Linked DNA regions of Mus musculus: regions 1 and 3 are each linked to region 2. The links are chromatin loops, found by intact Hi-C in ENCODE. Cell type or tissue: left cerebral cortex. All regions are shown on one strand. Links, peaks and the distances in the headings refer to the core of each region. The heading gives the core; the rest is flanking DNA.

Region 1 (8,364 bases), core at 195-8,194, 170 kb after region 2:
TTTGGGGTTCCCATGGGATCTTCTTTGGCAAACAACTCATCTAGATGTAACCAGATCCTGTACTGGAAGCTTCATTTGGTGACAAGAGATAGCCTGTTGGGGCTCTGTCCCCTGTGATGGTGATTCCTAGTTGTCAACTTGACTATATCTGGAATGAACTACAATCTAGAAATGGATGGCACATCTGTGATCCAGATCTTGAGTTTGGAAACACAGACTTTTGATCTAGGTCTTGAGGCATACTGTCCATGAAATTCTTAGGCCCAGGCAAGGTGGTACATGCCTTTAATCCCAGGAGATAGAGGCAAGCAGATCCCCGAGTTCAAGGCCATCCTGGGACAGAGCAAGTTTCAAGGAACACACCTTTAATCTGGCCCATACCTTCGGCTGGAGGACTACACAAGAAGGAAAGCTTGCTTCTTTCTTGGCCTGCTTGTAGTTATTTCCAGCACATCTGTTGAAACTTACTTCGTCAGGATTCCAGGGTATACAGAAGATGAGCTGAAATACCCAGCCTCGTGGGACTTCCCATTCACCGCTGCCCATCGTTGGGTTAGTTGGATTGCAACCTGTAAATCATTCCAGTAATTTCCTTTAATATATAGAGACATTTCATAAGTTGTGTGACTCTAGAGAACCTAAGACAGTCTCCCCCGTTATTTGGTGCTTTCATTTATATCACCTTCATATATGTCTATATTTTAGGAAGCTTTTACTGATTCAGTTTCCATGTTACCTCTCAAATGGCCCTCAGTTTTGGCTTTCTCACCCACATTCCCTCATGCATTCTCATCTTCCTCTCCCCACTTTTATCTTCCTATCCCAGCCCCAACCCCACCTGTAACTATCTGTTCTCTTTTTTTTACCTAATGAGATCTAGGAGGAGGAGCTAGCTGAGAGTTCTATATCTTGATCTGAACGCTGCTAGAGGAAGACTGGCTCCCAGGCAGCTAGGTGAAGGGTCTTAAAGCTCACCCCCATAGAGATACATTTCCTCCAACAAGGCCACAACTGCTCCAACAAGGCCATACCTCCTAATAGGACCAAAAATATTCAATCCACCACACCTACCCTCTAGTTCTATGGATTGTAGTTTTGTTACATACCAATATCTACATCTAATACATGACATATTTGTCTTTCTGGGTCTGGAATACCTAACCCAGGATGATTTTCTCTAGTTCTATTTACCTGCGAATTTCATGATTTCATTTTTTTAACAGCTGAGTAAAACTCTATTGTGTAAATGTACCACATTTTCTTATCCATTCTTCTGTTGAAAGATATCCAGATTGTTTCCAATATTTGGCTTTTATGAATTGAGTAGCAATGAACATGGTTTAGCAAGTGTCTCTGTGGTAGCATGAAGCGTCCTTTGCATGTACATCCAAGAGTGGTGTGAAGGTTATTCTTGGTTGTCAACTTGACTACGTCTAGAATTAACTAAAGCCCAAATGACTAGGCATACCTGTGATTTTTTTTTCCCTTTTGGTTTTCTTTGAGACAGGGATTCTTCGTGTAGCTCTGGTTATCCTGGAACCCATTCTCTAGACCAGGCTGACCTCAAACTCAGAGATCGGCCTGCCTCTGCCTCTGAAATGCTAGGATTACACTACTTGCCTGAATTGTTTTAGTAATTAAATCATTTGGAGTGAGACGATCCACCTTTAATCTGGACCACACCTGCTGAGAAGTTTTTGATATTTGCCTCATTGCTCTTGCCATTGCTACCAGGACTATTCCTTACTGGCATTAGAGCCCACATCTTCAGGATTTCAGCATTCTGAAGACCAGTTGAGACATGTACTGGATTCTTGCCTGAACCTTCCATTCATAGGCAGATATTGTTGGATTAGTTGGACCACAGCCTGAAAGTCATTCTAAAAAATAATAGTCTTCTATCTATCTATCTATCTATCTATCTATCTATCTATCTATCTATCTATCTATCAACTTTGGGCTTGGCATGGACTTTTGAAACAACCACAAGCCAAAGTACAATATTTACTGGAATTGTGCATTTAATCAAAATACAGGAGCTTTACAAAATGTCATGCTAATAGTAACAGTTTGAGATAATTTAATGCTAGGAAATTGTGACTCCAGCAATGTGTAAAATCTGTAATTAGCACACACCTTTGATCCCAGGACTCAGGAGGCAGAGGCAGGCAGATCTGAGTTTGAGGCTAGCCTGGTCTACAGAGTGAGTTCCAGGACAGCCAGGGTTGCACAGAGAAACCCTGTCTCAACTCTCTTCATCCCCAAATCTGTAATTGATTATCATCCACAAGAATACCCCCAAGTAATTCAGTGGTAATTAAATGAAATTTAGTAACTTTAAAAGTTAATATTAAATGATCGATGTTGTTGGAACTGACAACGGACTGCATAGATGTTGATGATGAATACTGAAGATATAGTGTTATATCATCTTAGATGAACGTTTAATTTGAGGGACCCATGAGATGACTCAGCTGGGTAAGGTGTCTATCACTAAGCCTGAAGACTAGATTTCCATTGCTGAGACTCAAATGGTAGAAATGCCTTGTATTGAAACAGCTTTAAAGTATTTTATCCTACCAGTGTTGCTGTGTTATGTGGTTTATTACAGCGTGACAACAGAACATTTTATATACTAACCTCTGCAAACTGCAAAGCAAAGTAGAAGCAAATCATGACCACATTAAGAACTTTAAGAATCGCAGGATGATTGCTTAAAGTGACTTCACAGGCATGTAGTATTTCATGTTTGCTACTATTGAGTGATATGTAGTTTTTGTACTGTTTGATCCTGTTACAACAATTGAATGTGATTTATGTATACTAAAAATTATCATTTAAAGAACTAGGGACTGCAGATGGCACAGTGGTTAACAGGGCTTTCTGCTCTTTCTGTGATTGAGGTTCTGTCTCCATCACCCTTTTCAGGCAGCTCATGGCCCCCTGTAGTTTTAGCTCCAGGGGATCCAGTTCTCTTTATTGGCCTTTGTAGGGCATGTTCACATGCACTTGCAGGCATACACACAGAGATTTAAAAAATAAATAAAAAACGTAAGTTACGCCGGGCGTGGTGGCACACGCCTTTAATCCCAGCACTCGGGAGGCAGAGGCAGGCGAATTTCTGAGTTTGAGGCCAGCCTGGTCTACAAAGTGAGTTCCAGGACAGCCAGGGCTACACAGAGAAACCCTGTCTCAAAAAAACCAAAAAAAAAAAAAAAAAAAAAAAGCGAAAAACGTAAGTTAGGAATGGTGGCACAGTTTGGAAGAAGCAGAAAGAGAAGGAGAAGGAGGAGAAGGAGAAGGAGAAGGAAGAAGAAGAACAACAACAAACATCATACATACATACATATTAAAAAAAAAAAAACCTTGTTAGTGTTTTAGGGCTTCTATTGTGGCAGGGAAACACCATAACCAAAAAGCAAGTTGGGGAAGGAAGGGGTTAGGGCTTACTCTTCCATATTACCGCTCTTGCCTAAGGAAGTAAAGGCAGGGACTCAAACAGGACAGGAACCTGGAGGCAGGAGCTCATGGCTTGCCCAACCTACTTTCTTATGACAGCCTAGGACCACCAGTCCAGGATGGCACCATGCATAATTGGCTGGGCCCTCCCCTGTCAATCACTAATGATATGCCTTGCAGGACTGCCTACAACCTGACCTTATGGGGCATTTTCTTAATTGAGATTCCTTCCACTCAGGAGACCTGTGCCAAGTTGACATAAAACTATCGAACACAGTTAGGAATGATGGCACGGCCTGTAACCCTAGTACTGATAATCCTGAATTCAAGGTCAGCTATATCACACAGTGAGACCCATTCAAAAACAAAAACAACACAAAATATGAACTTGTACTTTTCATATCTTCACACCCTCATTTAATTTTTGAAACTATTTTTCATAACTATCACCTAACCAGGTATCGGGCACTATATTAGGGAAGCCCCTCCAAAGATTAATCTGAGGTGCACAGTTTGGTCCGGAGGGACCCAACTTCCATCAAAGCAAAGAAATGGACAAAGGTGTAAGGAACATTCAGTTTGAAGAAGCCTAATCTAGACAAAATGCCAGGGCCTTCGACTCCAATCTTGCCACCTTGGCGGGAGACCTTTAAGTTCTTTGCCTAGCATGGCTGTCCACTCTGAGAGGCTCTACCAACAGCTGATTGAGAAAGAGGCAGATACTTACACCCAACCATTGTCGGACTGAGGTTAGAGACCCCTACGGTTGGATTAGAGGAAGGGTTGAAGGAGCTGAAGGGGAGGGTGACCCCATAGGAAGATCAGCAGTCTCAACCAACCCGGACCCCGGGGGGCTCCCAGAGGCTGAGCCAACAACCAGGCAGCATACATGGGCTGAGCCAAGTGCCACCCATTCCCCAGCCTCCTGGGACCTATGTAGCAGAGGTCTGCTTAGTCTGGCTTCAGTTGGAGAAGATGGGTCCAATTCCCAAGGGTCTTGAGGCCCCAATAATGGGGGATGGGGAGATAGATGATGGGGAGCAGAATGGTGTGAGGAACTGGGTGGGGGACCGGGAGGGGGGTAACGCCTGGAATGTAAATAAATAGTTAATTAAAAAATGTGTCAAAAAGAGAAAGAGAGAGAGGGGGGAGGGAGGGAGGGAGGAAGGAAGGAAGGAAGGAAAGAAGGAAAGAAAGAAAGACAGACAGACAGACAGAAGAAAGAAAGAAAGACAGACAGACAGACAGACAGACCACTGCACTTAGCTCCTGGATGGACAGAGGCGGGGCAAGCCTCGGGACTGAAGTGCGCACGCGCACGACCGGGAGAGACGCACGGGCGGCAGGCAGAAGCCGTGTCATGGCGTCATCATCGTGCGACCTATTTCCCGGAGACAGGCGTCCACGGTATTGAGGTATTGTGCAGAACCGCGTTCGGGTGCTTGTCGTGCTCCCGTCACAGTCTCTTTTCCCGCACCCCGGGATCACGTCCGTCCTGTGGCCGACTGGGAGGAGCCGAGCGGGACTGCTCGCTTCTAGCGTAGTCCCTGCAGTGGCGGCTCTCGGGCTTTGCTTTGGCCTTTAGTTTCTCTGTCAATACCGTCTTCATTTCGCTGCCACTGTTAACGTTGCCTTTCAGAGGTTGAAAAGCGACAAGTAAAACACCCAACGCCATCAGCTTCTAGCTGATTCCAAATCTAAACGGAGACAAAATGGAAGGTGGAAAAAGTAACTTTGCGTGCAGCCCTTCCTGTTCCGCCCAAGGTCGGAATGCTTGCGGTGGCAGTGTTAGCCCTTTTGAAACAAGGGTTTCCTTAATTTTACTTTTTCTTTTCCGAGACACAGTTTCTCAGTATAGCCCTGGCTGTCCTGGAACTCGATCTGTAGAACAGGCTGGCCTCGAACTCCGAGATCAGCCTCCCTCTCTTAGGTGTTAGGATTAAAGGCGTGGGAAACCGGGCCGGGCCGGCAGCTTTCTGCTGTAGCGGATTGTATTAAGAGGAATTTTTCAGTGTCATCTGGGAAAATTTCATCGTGGCTCAAATTTCTGTTGGAAGATAGCGTTAATGACTTAAAATGTGTTGACTACAATTTAGTTTTGGCTTGGAAAAGGTGTATTTGCCCTGGTGAGATGTCTGTGGTGTAATTATTAACCTGTTTGGACTAAGAGTAGACAGAACTAAGTATCAACGTTAGTTTTTATTTATAAATGACAGCTATCCTTATTGAACTTTAGAAAACTACTTCTGGATGGTGGAATTGATAGACTGAATTGTTTTGTTACAAGATAAGATGACAGTGTGAACAGTTTTTGTTGTTTTCTAGTAATAGAAGTGAAATTCCCAAATCAGAGATGTTGTGGATGCTTTCCGGTACCTATAGGGATGCAGTTTTCTCTTGTTTTTAACTTTGAAAAGTTCTATGGGTAAACAGTAGCACTTGTTTGCAAGCATTTGACTCTTCATGTATGGCTCTGAATAGTCTACAGTGGATTACCTCTTTGTTATTTCCACTTTCTTAAATAATAACTAATATTATGAACTAGTACTTTGAGCATTCTACTAATGGAGTATAGCTTTAAGAGTTTTATTGATATTTATTTTGTCTACATCACAACCTTATGTATTATTATTACTTTAGAGGTAATTGTAAAAACAAGCCCCACATTTTTGAGAAGATAGTTTTTGCTGCTTTCTTTCTTTCATTTTGAAAACATGTTGAAGTAAGCATTAAATTAGAAGTTGATTCTGGTGTGGCTCCAGTCTTAACAGGTCCTTGTAATTTATGTACTTTAAAATGTTTCTATTTATTCATGTGTTTGTGCTCATGTCTCTTTCTGTGTATTTGTCACATGTGTGTGGGTGTCAGCAGAGGCCAGAGGACCCAGTGGAGCTGGACTTACAGATGGTTGTGAGCTGCCCAAACTGGCTGCTGGAAACCAAGCTTGGGTTCTCTGGAAGATGAGAAGTGCTCTTAACTGCTGAGCCATCTCTCCAGCCTTGTAATTTATATAATTTTTATTGCTAGACTTTTGCACATGTATTTTTGTGTGTTTATGTGTGGTTTCATGCAGGTGTGTGTTCTCATGTGAGTGTATGTGCTTATGTGTGTACGTAGAAGCCCAGCGATGCTGTTTTTCTCTATTGTTCTCCACTTTGTTTATTGAGGCAGGGTTTCTTATTGAAGCTGGGAGTCATTGACTCCAGCCAGTCCAGCTAGACTGCTAGGGGATTCCATGTTTTGGTACCCTCCACACACAGGAGATCTGAATTCCAGTCTTCAAGCTTGGTGATGGTGGTGGTGGTGGTGGTGGTGGTGGTGGTGGTGGTGGTGGTGTGTGTGTGAGCGCGAGTACTCATGAGCTTTATCCACTTAGCCATTTAACTTCTGTGATGTGCTTTTAGAGGTTAGCACACTTTAGAAAAGGAAGCTTAATGTGTTCTCAGATTTTACTGAAGATTACAGGTAACATCAGAATCGTTGCTTGGCCAAGACAGTAGTATTGAAAATTTACATATAAATTTCACTATAGTTTTCTAAGGTAATGCTGTGTAAAACATAATTATAAGAATAGAATTATGGTGCAGAACCTGCACACACTTTTGAGAGATGCAGCTTCTGTTGCCATGGATACTAAAAGAATGACAAATTGGTGGAGCTGACATGTATAGAATAAAGGAAGTACTAGTCATGGAGTGTGACTGTTGTCTCTACAGGCTGTCCATCATGGTGATACCTTTCCATGTCCTTGGACAATGAATGCACCGTGCAAAACCAGTTTAGTGTGGGAAAAATTAGATGCTTTTGTCTTTTAAAGGTGCATATGTGTATATATACATATTGGTGTATTATATAACGTTCATCGTACGCGTGCACGTGTACATGTGCACATGTGTAGAGGACAACCTGAAGGATTGACTCCTTCCACCGTGAGGATCCTGGGGATCGGATCTAACTCAGGCTGTGAAACTTGGCTGCAAGTGACTTTACCCACTGAGCTATGTCACAGTACAGATGACACATTTATTCCACCTGTGTTCACATCTGAGAGAGGTGGTGTGTGCATACCTTGTCTCACCTGTTTAGGAACATTTTGGATTTGGGGATTTTTCCAAATTTGGCAAACACAGTGATTTTTGTAATATGTATGAGATGTTGCAGTGACTGTCACAAGTTTGTATACATTTGATTTCTGTTTGATTTGCCCTGTGCACATAGCCTATGCACATTTTATATTAATTTTTTTGTCTTTGAATATAGTATACAAAATATACAATTTTTTGAAGAATTTTGTGCATAAAAAAAGAAAAGTCATTATAGCGATTTACTAAGTTTCCTATGAAAGCTCTCTAAGAAAAGAGGGAAATCAGAATGAATGAAAAAGGGGGATAAGAGAAAATTCTTCTTCACACTCTTCTCTTTGTCCTCAGTACTTTTACATCTCTCAGAGTACATGATCACATGGTGAAAGTTCATCACAAATTCACACATAGAATTCAAATCATAAATTGAAATAGAAGTTTACAACAGAGAATGTTTACATGCATATCCATTAGGAGTAATAATCAGGCTAAACTCCTCACCTGTCACAGATCCACAGGTCCACTGACAGTTAAAAAGCATAATTAAGTTGTTAGTGAAGTTTTGTATAGATAAACCCAGTCAATATTTTATTTTCAGTCCTAGTACCTATAATAAATAGTTCATTTTTGATGAAAAAAAAAAGAAAAATTATGTTTCCGAGAAGTAAATGTACTGATTTTGAAGTGGAATATGAAATTCAGAAAAAGGCTTAATTAAATCAAACTGCTGATGGTGAAGAGGGCCTGTTGGTGGCCACCTCTGCTTGTATTCGATGCTGTTTGACACATGAAAAGTGGGACCTCGTTCTTGCGGTTTCTTTGG
Region 2 (8,364 bases), core at 131-8,130:
AAAGAAAAGTCTGACATTGTGCCCCACCCATTTCAAACTCATTCCAGGTCCAGAGGACTCCCGGCACTTCACTTTCCAATTCCCTTCTGTGGCAAGGAGAATTTTAGAAAAATCACTGAAATTGTGAGAGTCTAAGGTTGGCTTTTCAGAAACCTAAACTTGGAAAGTAAGAAAACTTAATAAAACAGTTCAACGCCAGAGATCTTGGAAAAAATATCTCCAGTATAGGAATGTAGTGCATAAAAGGAAATGTGTGAGCTTTGCAGACTATGAGAGACATGGCTTCTGAGTCCTGATTACCGGGGGCTGTGTCGCTGATTTTAACAGGCATCCACTTGCTTGTGGCAGGATGCAGTTTTTATGATTGCCTCTCTTTCCTCAGTTCACAGACATTGGGACCTTCGAGACAGTGTGGCAAGTCAAATTCTACAATTACCACAAGCGAGACCATTGCCAGTGGGGAAGTCCTTTCTCTGTCATTGAGTATGAATGCAAGCCCAATGAGACCCGCAGCCTCATGTGGGTGAATAAGGAGTCCTTCCTCTGAAAATGATTCCTTCTGATGTTGCAAGACAATCTCCAGAAACTGACCTTTAGACAAACCAGCACAAGCCTTAACCAAGGCACACCACACCATGGCTGTTTCCCAATGACCTCCTACCCCCAGTTACTGTGAAAGTGTGACTCCCCTCTGATGCAGTACCCATGACATCACATGTAATGTCACATTCCTGAAAGCTCTCCTTTTGCTATTGTATGCTGGTGTTCCTGCATCTATCCTGTCTGCCAGTGTGACAGGAGCTCAGTGGAAGTAGCAGGTTTGTCCTACACCAAAGTTCCACAGAGAGACCGTGGTGTTTTGTTTTCAAGATAAATAATTTCTCCCTTTTGTGTTCATTGTTAAATTAAGATAACAATGTGCTGGAGTCCCTCATGTGTGACTTGTAACATGTAGCATGCAATGTGTGTGAGCATCCAAAGGTGACTTTGTGAAAAAAAATGTAACAACATGGTCTGCAGTAAATGGGACCCAAATGTTGTGCTTCCTATTAACAGCTCGGCTGTTTCAGAGAAAGGAAGATAATGAAGGAATAAAAAGATGAATATATAAGTAAGTATTTATAATGTATTAATAGTATTTCAAGTAGCAAGGCATTTTGCTGTGGTCTAGTAGAAATAGGGAAAAGACATTGTTGTGGAATTGGACCTGTGGCTCATCCCTTTGGCAAGCTACCATAGACTTTAAACAAACATAAAGGTGGCACTAATACATACCCTTTAACTTGAACTTTGTACAACCGTGTATGGAATGGTAATCAACTTTTGATATTTCTTAATAAAGACATTGGAAATGATGCCCCGACTTGAACTCTGAATTGTGCAACAGCTGTCTAGCAGGCCAATCTCTTTTCTTAGACAGTGCACTCAAATCTCTATGCTGAAGGGTAAGAGCAGTATACTGAAAGTAAAGCTAATATTCCTATCGCCGGCCTGCAGCAAGGCCCAACAATGGCCGCAAGAGTCTAAGCATCAACAGAGGAAGAGAAGGAGGAGAGAGTTAGGGGCTTTTGGAATGGGGATAGCATAAGGGCAAAATGTAACTGCTAGAGTTTCCTGATATCATGGTGGATCCATCAGGATTGGCCACCAGAGGAATCAGGTTTAATGGGGCTTACAAGATAAGGTTTTAGTTGTTGCACCCAGAGACTGAGTTACCATTGTTTCTGAACTAAGTTTGTGTGGTGTTTTTCTTCTCGAGGGATTCAACTGGGTTGCAGAGAGATAGGCACAGCCAAAAAGCGTAAGTTCATCTGATGTGCACGACAAAGGCTGTGGGAGCTTAGAAGCATGGGGTTGGCGTGGTAGTGACCTGCCAGGAGGAACCTACTGAGCTGGGTGGAGAGATTTTGGAGTTCTGAGTCAGAGTCTCCATGAGATAGCAACAGGTCAGCCATTGCCCGCCAGTGCATGGCTGGCCAGTCCCACGGGGCAGAGTTGCGGGACTCAAGTGCAGGAACATACTGATTCTTTTTTAATATTTCCCACAACAGGTGGCAAACCAACGAGTTGGGCACGAATCCACTAGAGATTAGTAGTCTGAGAGTTAAAGTTTTGTTTTCTAAGTGAGAGGAAGGTAGTGCTGGAGGAGTCACTGACTTAAACTCAGGAATTGCAACAACAAAAGTCCTGAGGTCCCCTGCTTTGAGAAACTGCAGGCTGCTCTGAGTTAGAAGAATGAAGTTGCTACTTTTTAGGGCAGAGATGGATTGAACTGTGATTTGGGATTATTGGCTTTTAGGAAAGATTTCTATACAGTTTCTGTCAGAATCACAGGGGGATTTTTGCCCGAGGTTCCGAACTAGGATAGGGAAAATTAGTCACAGACTCCAGAGTAGAGAGGCAGTGATAATATTGTCTGCTATGTACAGGTATTATTTTATTGTCTGTTGCTCCAAGTAGAGAGATCAACAGATAGATATTATACAGGTACTAATAAAATATGTCAGTGGCTCCAAGCAGAGAGCCAAACAGATAAATGGTATAACAAGATGGCTGCTCTAGGCAGAGAGCCGAACAGTAAGGTAGAATGAAGATTGCTTTATATACCTCACAGGATGCTCAAATTCTGTCTAATGTGGGCTCCATGGGAATCTCAGGTTTTATTTCCTGCTTGATAAAATAGATAAAGCCTAATAATAGGCACATACAGTATTTTAGTTTACTTCATTTGTTTTGGATTGTTTTAACTTTCAAAATGGGTATGGTTTTGAGTTTTGTGTTTCTATTATTCCTCTGGGAGAGAGGTCTAAATAAAGGGTTTTCGGAATACTGGCCCAAGGATAAGCTGATTTGGGAAAAAGGTTTTGTCTTTGCATTTTTAGAAAAGGTGTCTATCCACTTTCCAGAGTTGTAGGGATCATATATGTCGAATACACCTTCCAGAGTTATAGGGATCATATATGACAAAGTGAGGCCCCCAGAGGATTAGAGTCCAGAGAATCATTAAAAAAAATTTATCTTGATGATAGTAAGATTTTCTTTTGAGACTTCTATATTACAGAATATACAGCCTTGGTGAGTCTCCTTGTGAGACATGCTGAACTGACCTGCTTGAACTTCTGATGTCCTGGACTTTCAGCTGGATCCAGTCAAGACACAGACATCAAAGACTAAATCAATCGTTGGTGTGGCCTTTTTCCTACCCTTCAAAATATCTCAACACCCATATTGAGCTTGAAGAAGTTATGAAGAGCTGTTGACCCATTTCCCTGGGCTTTGGGGCCAGAGGGGGTTATTATAGGTTGTCTTTCTGGGGAATGTAGAAATGGTCATAATTGGAACACGGAGGAATAGCTAGACTTGATTGCATAGCCATAATCTCATTTGGTAGAAACATTTTTAATTGTTACTAGGTTGATGTCATACTTTCTTATTTTGGTACAGAATTGTTTTGATGCAAAATCAAGGTTTTCATTTTTATAAATTCCTTCTATTGATACAAAAATTTTAAACTACAGGACTTAGACCCAGTCCTTCTATAACTGTTATTATAAAAAGATCTGAAATGTTTACGTCTGTGAGTTAAGGGCCAAATAACAAATTCATGACTCTGAGTTTATAGTTAGGGTGTTTTCAGATATTTTAATTAGAAATAGCTGATAGTAGTAACAGAGAACAGTCCAGATTAGTTTACATAGATACTTAGTTTTCAAAAACGTCAGAAATCCATAGAATGTGGCACGTGATATTATTTAATGCTTCATGACTTCCTGACTTACTGGGGCTGTATAGATAGGCAACTGTCTCTACAGTTTATCTCAGCTCTGGAAGCTGTGTTAGGCTTCCTATATATTTTCAGTTAATGTTGGTCATTTTCAGATTTCTGAAGGGGTTGAAAAACTACTTATTGTCTCATCGCCAGCCCAGGCTATTTAACATTGAGAGAATAGATCTGAGAGGATGGTTTTCAGATGGCATACAATCTAAAGCCAGGACATAAGTCAAGGTACAATCATAAGTCTTTTAATTTAGGAGAGATGACAATGTCCTATCTTAATGACATAAATGAGGGACTGGGTGTTAGGTCTATCTTATACTTTATAAACTACAAAATGGTAATAGTTGTTCTCTGTTTGTATTTGAGAGAAAGGTTTTGTTTTTTATTAGAAAAGAAAGGGGGAAGTGTTGTGGGTGGGCCTGGTGCTGTTTGTATTTATATGCTAATTCTGCTCTCCTGGGAGGGGTTGAAGACAAGGAGTGAGTCACATATCCAGATGACTTCTTGTGAACCAATCCCCTAATGAATAAAGAAGCCAATCGCTGGGTGAGTAGGCTGGAATTCTAGGTTGGACAGAGGAAGAGGAGGAGGAGGAGAGAGAGGCTTTTGGAACGGGATAGCATAAAGACAAGATGTACCTGCCAGAGTTTCCTGGTACTATGATGGATCCGTCAAGATTTGCCACCAGAGGAATCAGATTTAATAGGACTTACAAGATAAGGTTTTAGTTGTTGCGCCCAGAGATTGAGTTACTGTTGTTTCTGAGGAAAAAAAAAAGTGTCTACACATCTACTAAGCAATCAGCATAAGTTTGTCATTATCTTTGTTCCTTACTTTGTGACAACTGCTCCACTGGTGAGATAATGAACACAATAGCAAGAGGGCCTCATACGGGAGCAGACAAGTACACCACCAGCAGTCAGACTTCATTGCCTGCTCACAGGGCTTCAAGGAACGTGGCACAAAGCCTATACTGCACATGATTCCATAAGAAGGAATTTCCTCCTAAAAAATAATATCCTGCCTTCTATATTATCACTTACTTGAACATGAAACACCCTACTATGTTGGGGAAAACTCAGCTTGAGATTTTGTTTCCTTTCGTATGAGAGTATGGTGGTCCCCACCTGCAATCCCAGAACACGGGAGGATGAAGCAAGAGGATCGTAAGTTCAAGGCAGCCTGTGCCATATAGCCAGAGCCTGTCCCAAAACACCAAGAGCACACAAGGTTAATGGAAGTATTTATAAAGGGTTGATTTATTACAGAACTAAATTTGGAAGCCTTTCTTTCACCAGTAAATAGCTAGCCTGCAATGAGTCTATGCTGCCACCAGGGAACAGCAATTCCCCAGCTTGGGACTAATAAAGAGCTCAATGTATTTCTCAGTTAGCACGTTCAACTATAATAGCAACTACTACATTTGCCAAGTGAAAGCACAAGCCTGTTTCTAATTATCATATTTTAAAAGTCTAACTTCAGTTATTGGCCAGACATTGACCTATTTATAAAGGTGGGGTTTTCTCTGGAATGTGAAGCAACCTGAAGGCAATAAAAGGGGCAAAATGGAAATCTTTATAAATATTTGATTTATAAATTTTTATAAATAAATATTATAAAATTAAAATTTATAAATATTATATTAATATTATAAATATTATAAAAATAAATCTTTGTAAATCTTTGATTTATAAATGTTGTGTTTGTGAAACAGTAGTGTCCAGCCTGTAAGTGATCGCAGAGCTTTGGAGTTTGTTTGGAGCTTGTATGTAGTATCATGATGCTTGCAATAATATGTGCTTTCTGAGGGAAGAGGCTTCACTGCCAATTGGAAGCCAGTCAACCCAGGACTGGAGGAAATGTGGCAAGTCTAACCACATATGCCTCACACAGAGGTGCTGAAAGAGCCTGGGTAAAAAGCCAGGGCGTGAGCCCCACTAAGACCCCTTCTGAGCTCACGGTCACCTCAGTTTAATCTAGTCTAGAGTTTTATCAAAATCATTTAAAAATCTATGACTTGAACCTCTCTTTGTTTTTAAAGTGGTGTGTGTGTGTGTGTGTGTGTGTGTGTGTGTGTGTGTGTGATTCCTGCAGGTCCAGAGACAAGGTAGACTCAGAAAGGTGGATGAGTGGTGTAAATGAAGCAATAGGAAATCTTAACAGTTCATCTGCCCTGCTGAATGAGTGCTCCTGGCATCTCCTGTTCTACTTAGTATTGGACTCCAGCCCAGTCTCTCTGGCTACTTTTCTCTGGTTCTCCTCCTACTCCAAAATATAAGTGCTCAGCTATATCAAGTAGCTGAGTCGTAACTTTGTCCCTCAACCACCTGGGAGAGTTATTTTTATACAAGTTGTAGTCACTCTTTTCACTTCCAGCCTCAGATGGCTGTCTCCCTAGAAGCCTGAGGAATGAGGCCATCCTTTTAATTGGGGTGATGATGAAAGTACTCTGAAGCAAGGGCAAGGGTAGGAATGCATGGGATTTATGCTCATTTCCTGAGAAGCCATCTATCCAGCCATGTAAAGTGCACAGGTCACACATGGGAACACAAAACATGACAAAAAGAAAGATTCTGCCACAGATGTGGCACAATCTGTTCACTACAGACTGTTCCCTGTAATGGCCTTTGACTCTGAGGTTAGACACAGTTCGGCCATGTGCACTGATCCAGTTTCTGGCTCTTAGGAAATTAAAAACAGAACAAGTAGAGGAAAGAGGACAATCTATAGAGATTAGTTACAGGCAGAATATTTTTCTTTTTTACAGAGAAGAAGACAAATATCACAGTAAGTCAAAATGCGTACTAGTAATGTCCATTTACAGTAGAGATGTAAATTTCTCTGAAATCGAGGAGTAGCTACAGATACCAAATAAAAACTGATGTACATGGTTCAGATTCATTTAAGGACCCTGACCCACTGTTTTCATGAATGTATCGTGCATGGTTCAGTGCTTGGGAGCTCAGATTCTGGAACCAAATACCTCATTTAAGTCCTCATTCAGGGCTGGAGAAAGGAAGTGCAGATTGCCCTGCCTCCACGGCCCAGTGCTGCAATGGGAGGTGTCAACACCACACCGACAAGACCCCATTCTTTGATAAAATACAAAATCAGGACAGAATCAGAGCATTTCAATTCAGTAAAAGTCAAGAATCATGTCAAATGTTCTCTGTACTATTTCTTTCAATCACCTTATCCTTGTGAGACGGGCTGTGTACATCCTGTTTCCATTTCTCACAGAAAAATAGACTAAAAAACAAGATGCAAAGTTTATTTTGTTACAAGAAGCCCCTTTATTGGACTTTAATTTTGCCATTTGTGAGTTGGTAAAAAAAAATTAATAATAATAATAATACCTACCTCACACACTGGTTAAGAGAAAGCCTCTCTTCTCCCCCTTTCGCCCCCCTTGATAAGCAGAGTTTGTTTAAAATATGTTCTTATATATCCACACCCCTGCACTGTTTTGGAAAAAAACTGTTAGGTTGGCTTTGCTTAGGTCTGTTTTACCTTAGTAGATCATCTGATGCTCCCAAAGAAATTGTGTGTGTGTGTGTGTGTGTGTGTGTGTGTGTGTGTGTGTGTGTGTTACAACACCTATAACATGATGATTTCTGCCAAGAACAGAAGCATTCTTTTCCTGGGAGTTCATTTAATATACTACAACTGTCCCTTATATATACATAGGATATTTTCTAAGACCCCCTAGTAAATATCCAAAAACTTGGATAGCACCAAAACCTATACATTCTATTTGCTTGTTATAGCTAATTTATGTAATAAAGTTTAATTTACGAGTTAGGTACAAAAAGAGATTAATAACATCAATGATAATATAGCGTAATTGTAAATGCAGAACAGAACCTAATATCATAAGAGAGATTACATCAAACCGCTCAGAACTGCCTGAAATTTAAAATGTATGAACTGTTTATTTCTGGAGTTGCCTCTTTGATCTTTTTGGGCCACCACTGACCATGGACAAATGGTGCTATAAAGGAGAGCAAAAGTTTGGATAAACTGACACCACTATACTTCTTATAGCAAATTACACTGCAACAGTCTTTTTAAGTAAGAGCTACCATGAATTAAATGTTTTATTTAAGAAATAAGGCACCTAATCTTCTGGCTCCCAACAAATGAAAATGTTTGGTTCTGCACTAGAATTTCTGGGTACTCCAGATGGGCACAGTAGCCCCAGCTTCCTTGAATGCTGTAAGCCCAGCAGTTTTGCAGTTGGCATACAGCCTGTCCCTGCTAACAATGCCCTGCCAAGAAATTGTGACATTTAAGATGTCACATTTAAGGTTGTCAAATGGTTGAGTGAAGAAATGTCCAAATTTGAGTTTATCCACAGGTTTGATTCTGTTGTTTTATTTCCTTGACATGCTATCAGCCTCTCTCCATCTAACGTCTGCTTTTCTCACTCTCACAGCAGCTTCCACATCTCAGTGACTCACTAAAATTTACTGACTCGGCAGAAAGGGTGTGGAGAGTCTAGAAAGAGCTGGCTCGCTGGACACAGCACCAGCCAGCAGGAAGTTTGGAATAGATTAGTCCTCGGCAGGCTAAAACAGGTCCATTCA
Region 3 (8,364 bases), core at 47-8,046, 110 kb after region 2:
CTCTGCAAGAGCAGGGAGTGCGCTGAGCCATCTCTTAGGCCCTAAAGAGTCTTAAAACTACCAAGGCTTCATGTTTAAGAAAATAGACTGCTGAAATGTTCATGACTATCCATGTTATAATATACCACTTTAGTCTTTCACATGTTGGTAGTAACTTTCTTTTCTTCTGTACATTTGATAGTTGATCTGTTTGGTGCAGAATATTAAACTGCTGGTCTATAAGGAATTTGTTTTTATTGATGTATATTATACTCTTTGTGTGTAGATAGTGACAGATTTGCAGACATCTATTTCATTCCAGCGTATAAGGTGCTGTATTCATATCCCCCCATTATTTTCTCCTCTCCCACGGTCTATCTTGCTTGTACTTTCCTGTCATACATAAATTCAAAACTGAGAGGAAACATGGCACTTTTCTTGTTCTCAGTTTCAGTTATTTTGCTTACTATTGTAATTTCATTCTTTCATAAGAGTCCTATGGGGCTATGCTTGGGTGGCATAGCTGGGTCACATTGATATCCACAGTGGCTTTACTAATAGACATTCCCATGAGCAGTGTAGAAAAGCCCCACCCCCACCCCAAGTTGTTGCCAGCATTTGATTTGTTTTTATGACAGTCATTCTGACTGGTGTGAGTCGGGAGTTCCCTCATGGTTAAGGGTGCTGAATAGTTTTTTCTTGTTTGTGTGTGTGTTTGTGTGTGTGAGTTTCACTTCATCTTTTGAAACGTGTTTTCATCTCATTTACCTACTTATTATTTGTTCAATATTTGTATTTGGCATTTTGTTTTTTGAGTTCTTCATCTTAGATATTTATTTTCTATCAGATAAATATATCTATAGCTATTTATCTATAGATCTGAATCTAGCAAAGCTTTTTATCTATGTTTGCTGTTCAGAGTGTTTGAAATAATTTTTTGTTTGTTTTGAGATAGGTTTCTCTGTATAGCCTTGGCTGTCCTGGAACTCACTTGATAAGGCTTCAACAAAGAGATTCTGTCTGTCTCTGCCTCCCGAGTGCTGAGATTGAAGGCTTGTAGTACCATCACCACCTGGCCTTGAAATAGTTCTTTAGTTCCAGTTTTTCTTCTGGTAATCATGTTTCATAACTATAACCTCAAACAGAATGGACAGTTTTAGGAAAATTCATATTTATTGTATAAATTGTAACCCATTTTTGGTTAATAATTTGAGATATCTTACTGTTCTAGTATCACAGCAGATTCCACTTTGGAAAAGTAAATGCTTAGTTAGCTACAGAATAAATCAAATTGAACAATAGCAATAGCATTTTGAATTCCTCCCCACCAAACTCATCCAGATATCATTAGTGACTAGAGCAGAGACAATACGCCAGACTTGGAGCATTTGTAGATTTTGTAGACAGAGACAAGTCTTGTTGGTTTTCTATTTGTTTACTTATTTCATGTGTGGGTGTGTCTGCACACCCCAGCCAGTGTCTCTGTCTACCCACATGTCAGAGGGTCGGGTCAGGCAATCATTGTTCCCCTTCCTTGTGTGTCCCAGGGAGAGAACTCAGGCTTTTGTCTTTACCTGCCAAGCCATCTTTATTTCACAGTCAGAAGGATTCCAAAAGGACTTAGTGACTTTATATTTTATTGGCAAAATACAGGTTTTGTGTTTTTCTAAATTTTCTAGGCCTGACTTAACTGTTAGATATCATGAAGATTCATTTAATCAAGAAAGTGCTTTAAAAAAAAAAAAGATGCGGTTTCTTAGGTTGTAAATTTCTTATTTGAAATAGTTTTCTGTATGTCTTATTTTTGAACATGCAGCCTTTTCTTTGCTATGTATGCCTTTATTGTATTTAGTAAATTCCAGGATCCAGTACCCCCAGAAATATCTCTTGGTGTAGCACTGGGACACTTTTGATAAATTTACCAGGAGCTGTTGCCCTTGGAGACATGGTTGTTTTGGTCTGCTTGGGATAAAAAGCCAGCCAGGCTTTGGGTATTCCTCACAAGACGGGGTGACAGTTATGGGGAAGTCTGAGCATGCCTGAGGCTTCCCCGCTGGAATTTTGAGTCCCTCTGCTTTCTCCTATGAGAGGTTATGTAGGCGAGGGGTTGATGTGCAGTCAGGTTTACAAGAGCATTCACAGCTCTTAAGCACGGGTAGTGCGTGCTTCAGCTGGGACAGACTGACTGCTGCATCTCAGCATCCGTTGTAGCTTAACATTTCTAATATCAGCACAGTATGTATTGACTTGGGAAGATCTATTGATAATTTTTTTTTTTTAACATAGCAAATTTTTTTTCGAAGCCATGGTGGTTTGGGATCTAAAGTAGAAATATTCCCTCAAAGAGAGTTCTTCTTAGAAGACTTATGTGCCTGATTAAAATTCCTTACAAGTTCCATACAGTGTCTTATATCCTCATTACCCCTCCAACTCCTTCCATGTTCCCTAACACATCTTAACTCCTGACTTCACATCTTCCTTTTAAAATGAATATTTTTAATCTACCAGGTCCATTTGTAACACCCATATGTATGTAGGTGTTAGTTCATAACAGGGCCATGGAGAACCTACCAGTACCGGCCAGCAACAGCTTCAGCTAAGGGTGGGGCCTCACAAGTTGTCTCCCCCACCCCCACCATGCTGCAACTTTTAACTGGTTTGATCTTGAAGTTGGAATTTTTTTTCCAAAATCCAAATTATGTTGAATAGTCAGAGAATCCTTTTGAGAGTGGAGAGAACTTTGAATTGTGAACATTTATTTGGCTAATGTAAAAGGAGGTCATGCCTACCAGCCATTACAAAGCATGGTAACAAGGACAGCCTCCTGTATTCCCTTGAAAGCCACGATCAGGTCTGTTCCTGTCGTTAAGTAAGCACACTGTTTTAAAAGATTTACATATAAATTAATCATAAAGGAATCAGAGTAGAAAAGCAATCCGGAAGGTTTGGGGCTTTTAACACAGGGAGGTGGCACATATTGTAGGTGAGAAATAGGACTGTACAAATTTTCCCTCCTTGTATGTTTGCTCGTGTGTGTACAAACCCAAGGAAAAATGCATGAATCAGTTCTTAACCATGTAGGTTCTAGGGATGAAACTTATGGCTTGGCTGCAAACACCCCCACCACTGAGCCAGCTTGCCAGCCCAAACCTGTGGTTATTTAACACAGAAAGTGGGTGGGAGCACCCGGTAGGGATCTTGTCAGAGAAGTCGGGGAACTCCTTGCTGTGGTGTCTTTTCTAATTGATGACATCACCTGCTTCAGGCTCTCTTAGATTTTTGTCTCTCAGGAATTCCCATAGAAAGACTAATAACTAAGTACTTATAATAGCATATGGTTTCTCCATTTATGTCCAGCTTCATAGGATGCCCATTACATATTATTTTAATTTTATGTAACCTTGGCTAGCCTGAAATGCACTATCTGGACCAGGCTGGCCTCAGACTCACAGTACCTGGTACCTGTTAATTATTTTATGAGGACAGAACTGTAGCTTTACACTTAGAAAAGATAATGAAAGTATTAGGCTTAAAGCTCCAGTTAGTTTTGAAAATTGATCTCATACTGAGCTATTCATTCATTTAGCCACTAATGAAGAGATTAAAGATCATAGGCACAATGAAAATTCTATGTAATGAGGACAAATTTTGCAAATAATTTAAGTATTTGTTCAATAAAATTATTCTGTGGTTACTATGAAATTAGCAGGAATACACTAAGTAGGAGTAATTATTTCTAATGGGATTTTCTTCCTTTAAGGCAGTGGTTTTCAGTTTGCAACAATCCAAGAGAAGGTTTCAAGGGGGAAACAACATTTTAAGACACATTGTTTGCTGTGGGAATGCAGCTTAAAATCTACTGATGGAGTTCAGTAGAACACTGAGTACAGAGGTAGAGCTGCAAACATAGAAGAGTTCTTTTGAACTGAAATAGACAGGAATAAAACATAAGGGTAAAGTGTGTTGCAAAGAGATTTGTGAAAACTAGAACTGAAAGATACCTGTGATAGTTTAGTGAGCTCTTAAACATTCCCAGTGCTGATGTAAAACACCTGGTTTATGCATTCAATCACAGCATTTTGGAGGCAGAGACGGGTAGATCTCTTGAGTTCAAGGCCAGCTCAGGGTATGTACTGAGAACTTGTCTGAAAAAATAAAGAAGACAGTGACCCTTTATTCGTGCTGGAGGGACGGCTGAGCAGTTAAGAGCGAGTACTGTTGTTGAGGAAGACTGGAGTTGATTGATGCCCAGCATCTAAACCAGGCAGGTCACAATTGCCTTTAATTCCAGCTCTGGGGGCTCTAACCCCTCACCTCTGACCTCCTAACCTCTGACCTCCTGGGGCATTTAACACAAATGAACACTTACTTGGAGAAATGGAAAGGAGAGAGAGGGAAGACAAGTTGTTACCAGTTTTTAAGTTTAAACCTTGGTCTTAAAGTTGTTAAATACACCAGAAGAAGGGCAGCAGTAATGGACTCCATAAGACACAGTGTGTCAAGGGAAAGGAGACCATGGCAAACAGGACAGTGGTGATCTCAATATGTTGGAGTTTAAGTGAAAGAGAGCTTCCCTTTAAAGCCTTCAGAGGAACTTGATAGAGTGAGGGAGAGTGGAAAGGAAGGAGTGGGGGGACAAGGGGACAGAGGACAAACCTAAGATGCAGAGGGGGGTGTCTCTGAATAATCTGGACAAGCCTGGAGGAGCCAGGGCCTGCTTAGGACCACATATGGGGTTGCTGCTCCCAGGAGAGAGGGAGGGAGGGGGGGGCCTGCTCTCAGGCTGTGCCATTTGCCCTTCTACAAATGACTACTGTGTTTCACAAAAGTGAAATCAAGATCGCCCATTTATTATGTATTATTCTGCCAAACCAAACCTTTGTGTTCTGTCTTAAATAAGCCTTATTGCTGCATACATAAGTGCCTCTTTTGCGTTTCTTTCTTTAGGCCCTAGTTGAATTGGCAATCAGCTTTCAAGCCTGTACTTCAATTAGGATGGGGTTGAACAACCAGTTTCTTAGAAGGAGTAGAAGTAGGTGAGGAAAAAGAAAACAAGGCTGGGTAGACTGAGGCAAAGCCGTATTGTATTCACACGTACACACACACACACACACACACACACACCAAGTCACTTGTAGGCTAACAGCTACACCAGTAGATAAATGCAATTATGTGAAATCAACAGTGTTAGGAGAGTAAATTATCAGGAAACTAAAAACACAGGACACAAGTCAGAACAAGGTAATAATATCACAACCTAAGTACTGTCTAGTGCAAGCCAGAGATCAGAAGGTGAAGTGTGTGTGCACTTGGGCTAGTATTTGTCTTGATTCAGGGGCTAATGAGTAGAGAGGGAAATCCCTTTGCAGATGGACATTTCTTGTTTCTAACAAAACCCGAGATCCCTGAAGTTCTTTCACAGACCAAGGGTCTAGATCCGATGGAGGACGTTTCCAGCAGGGTTTCTGTTCATTGAATAGCGGTGGTATCAGATCCCATCTCCCCGGAAGCTCCCACAAAGACGATCTAATGCTGTCTGTCTGTGAGATTTTTCTTTTCCTCGGGGTTTCTAGAGAAGAAGGGAGGAGAGATTGAGGAGGGGAAGCCAGAGAACCGACAGCAGAGCTGGAGTCCTCAGAACTCACTCAGTCCAGCTCCAGGAGTGGCTCTAAGAGTCACTTCCTGCTCCTCAGTGTTTCTTTTCTTTTCAAGTTCGAAACTTGGCTAACAACACGAATTGCTTTTAAATTCCTAATGTATTTCTTAGGTTGCTTTTAACGTCCTATTAGACTGGCTGTTTCCATTTTCCGATTGCCTACGGTTGAAACTTGTAGTATATAAAAACGTGAATGAGTAAACCATACAGGGATATTAACTATTCCCCGTTTCCCTAAATGCTTGCTGCTTTCCAGGTAGAATGATACTTTAAAATATAAAATCAGCTACTAATTAGCTTTTCCCCAGCAAATGCTTCCTATCCTCGAGTTCTGGTTCCCATTTTAGTCTTTTCCCCACCTTGTTTCCTGAAAATTGTGGCCTTTTATGTAGCTGATGGGATTTGTTTGGATTGGATTTCTGTGCTGCTATAGTAGTTTCCTTGCTTCCACCCTGGGATATTTTGATCCTCTATGCTGTATTGAAAGTTTTATCTCACAATTTTGGGATATCATGAGATAATCATAAGATAGCCTGTAAGTGTGTCTTCCTGGGGCACACATGAACTTTTTTACAATTTAGGAGGGAAATATATTGCCTTAAGGCTTCTCTCTGAGACCATTCAATGAGTATCATGTTCAAAGAAAAACCAAAAAACCTGTTTAGAACAACACAGGGGAGTGTTAACCATAGAGAAAGCCCGAGCCACAGGGAGAACTCCTCACTTACCTTCCAAAGCAGAGAGACCGCTGGTTGCATGGCAGTGCTAACTAGTGAGTGATTTCCTGAAAGTAGATAATCCTTTGAGTCTGAAGTTGGGTTGCAAAAACACTCATGTAGGTAGGGCTGGTTGGTGGTGATGCATAATTTTAGTCCCAGCACTTGGGAGGCAGAGGCAGGTGGCTATGAGTTTGGAAACAACCTGGTCTACAAAGTAAGTTCTAGAATATCCAGGAATACATAGAGAAACCCTGTTTTTTGTCTTTTGGGGGTTTTGCAGTTATTGATGTTTTTTTGGGGGGGGGTGAATGAGACAGAAACAAGCCCTTTACACCTTCCTCCCTCCCCCCACCTCTATGTATGTATGTAAATCATCGCTCTGACTCCAAAGGGAATATAGTTTATTCTCTATACAAACACAACTGACTGTAGTTCAGTAACCAAGAATTAGGTTATACCAAGTAACACATTGACTATTCTTTTCTTCATAGCTGCAAAGGAAATAAAGTTAGAAAATTAATGTATTTTACCAAATATATTGATGAGGATCTGTGGTAGATGGGTTACAGTAAAATAGGGAAACCATTGCTATAGGTCTTAGGTGCTGTCTGTTGACATCTCTAGCTTTTGGGTTTCTGGAAGCCAGTGGTCTACTGAGTTAATATGCTGCAAGTCTGATGGTCAGTAGGGTGTTAGGTCAGGGACAGAGATAGATGTTAAGTGGTTTTTAAGGAAACTTAAGGTCTAAGATAGTTTAGACTATATCTGGAATATACTAAAAGTATATAATCATGAAGTTTTAATCAGTTGCTTTTAAGAAATCTTTAGCATAAGTGTGGCATTTGTTTAGGTCGCTTCAGTTCACCATAATTTATATTTAATAGATAAGCTATTTAAAAAGAAATCTGCACTCAGGAGGCAGAGCCAAACAGATCTCTGAGCTCAAGGCTATATAGTGAAACCTTGTCTCAGAAGAACAACATCTTTCTGTTTTGAAAGAAAATTTAATGTCTTCATAGCTATTCTTTTAAAAGGTGGCAGAATTACATCCCCACAGTTTGTTTTTTTTTAATTAATATGTTTAATTAATTTAATGTGTTTTTAAAGGCGGAATAGAATCTTTGAAAGGTAGTATCAGATAAGCAAATACATGCTTCAGTACTTATGCAAAGTAGCGACCTGTGGCTGTACTAAGTACTGAAGGGTAGTGAAAGGATCCAGGTTTGAAGTCCTGTTTAATGTGTTACTTTGCAGCGTGCTTCCTCCTCTGAGGCAGTAGGAGGCAGTGCTTAGATGCCTGCTTCCTTGTAGCTGGTGGTCACACTCCCTTGCTCAGTGCCTTAAGAGAACTACATTTCCTGTTTAGCTTTTCAAGTTTGTGTTCTCTGATCTTCAAAAGTTCTTTTTCTCTTTTGTCCTCCTCCCCTAGGCACTGTTCATGGTTTTGCTTTCCAAGCTGGCTTTAAATATTCTAGGTAATTAGGGCAGGTGCCATGCTTTTGAAATGAGTTTTCCGACTTCCCTTAGATAAGTAGTGTATACATCAACACACACTCTGTTAATACTCTGAAGAATGCTAGACAATGCAGTCCGCTGTAGTTCCCAGCTGCCATTGTGAACGGCCTGTTCTGCAGTGTGCTCTGCTGCAGGGGCGTTGGGCATAGTTTACCAGATTACATGATGTGTTCTGCTATCACAAAGCAAGCTTGGAGAGTTAGGTGATTTGACTCAGCTATCGACATATCTATGTTCTGAGCATTTTTTAAAGATACACGAGGCTAATCTGTGGCGACGGCTAGATTTGTTGTGCTGTGTACATTCCCATGGGGTTGATGGGGTTTTGCCCTAGAGCATCGGATTGAAAATTAAAGTTTTGCTGCTTTCTTCCTTTGCTTTTTAGTTGATGCTGATGAAATTAAAAGGCTAGGAAAGAGATTCAAGAAGCTTGATTTGGACAATTCTGGTTCTTTGAGCGTGGAAGAGTTCATGTCTCTGCCTGAGTTACAGCAG

The links. Peaks named below come from ENCODE experiments on the same cell type or tissue, not always from the same donor. Only the 100,000 strongest peaks of a DNase experiment are listed, where the experiment ranks them.
Region 1: a loop joins it to region 2, with 4 times the contacts of the local background. A loop is called at or near these places in 2 of 42 quality-filtered maps.
Region 3: a loop joins it to region 2, with 2.3 times the contacts of the local background. A loop is called at or near these places in 4 of 42 quality-filtered maps.

The regions. Positions count from the first base shown.
Region 1 is chr11:17,252,785-17,261,148 of GRCm38, forward strand. C1d (C1D nuclear receptor co-repressor) reads left to right here and starts at 4,763. Exons shown (of 5, transcript NM_020558.4): 1 at 4,763-4,874. In left cerebral cortex, for the core only: no CTCF peak of the experiment used is centred there; DNase peaks (open chromatin) are centred at 4,213, 4,831, 5,317 and 6,579; H3K4me3 peaks cover 1,967 bases; H3K27ac peaks cover 976 bases.
Region 2 is chr11:17,078,018-17,086,381 of GRCm38, forward strand. Cnrip1 (cannabinoid receptor interacting protein 1) reads left to right here. Exons shown (of 3, transcript NM_029861.3): 3 at 383-1,355. The coding sequence ends at 547. Among named protein-coding and RNA genes, the nearest start is that of Cnrip1, 30 kb to the left of the region's middle. In left cerebral cortex, for the core only: a CTCF peak has its summit at 5,108; DNase peaks (open chromatin) are centred at 4,591, 5,113, 5,667 and 6,041.
Region 3 is chr11:17,184,703-17,193,066 of GRCm38, forward strand. It overlaps Ppp3r1 (protein phosphatase 3, regulatory subunit B, alpha isoform (calcineurin B, type I)), which reads left to right. Exons shown (of 6, transcript NM_024459.2): 3 at 8,255-8,364. Among named protein-coding and RNA genes, the nearest start is that of Pno1, 23 kb to the right of the region's middle. In left cerebral cortex, for the core only: a CTCF peak has its summit at 7,617; a DNase peak (open chromatin) is centred at 3,131.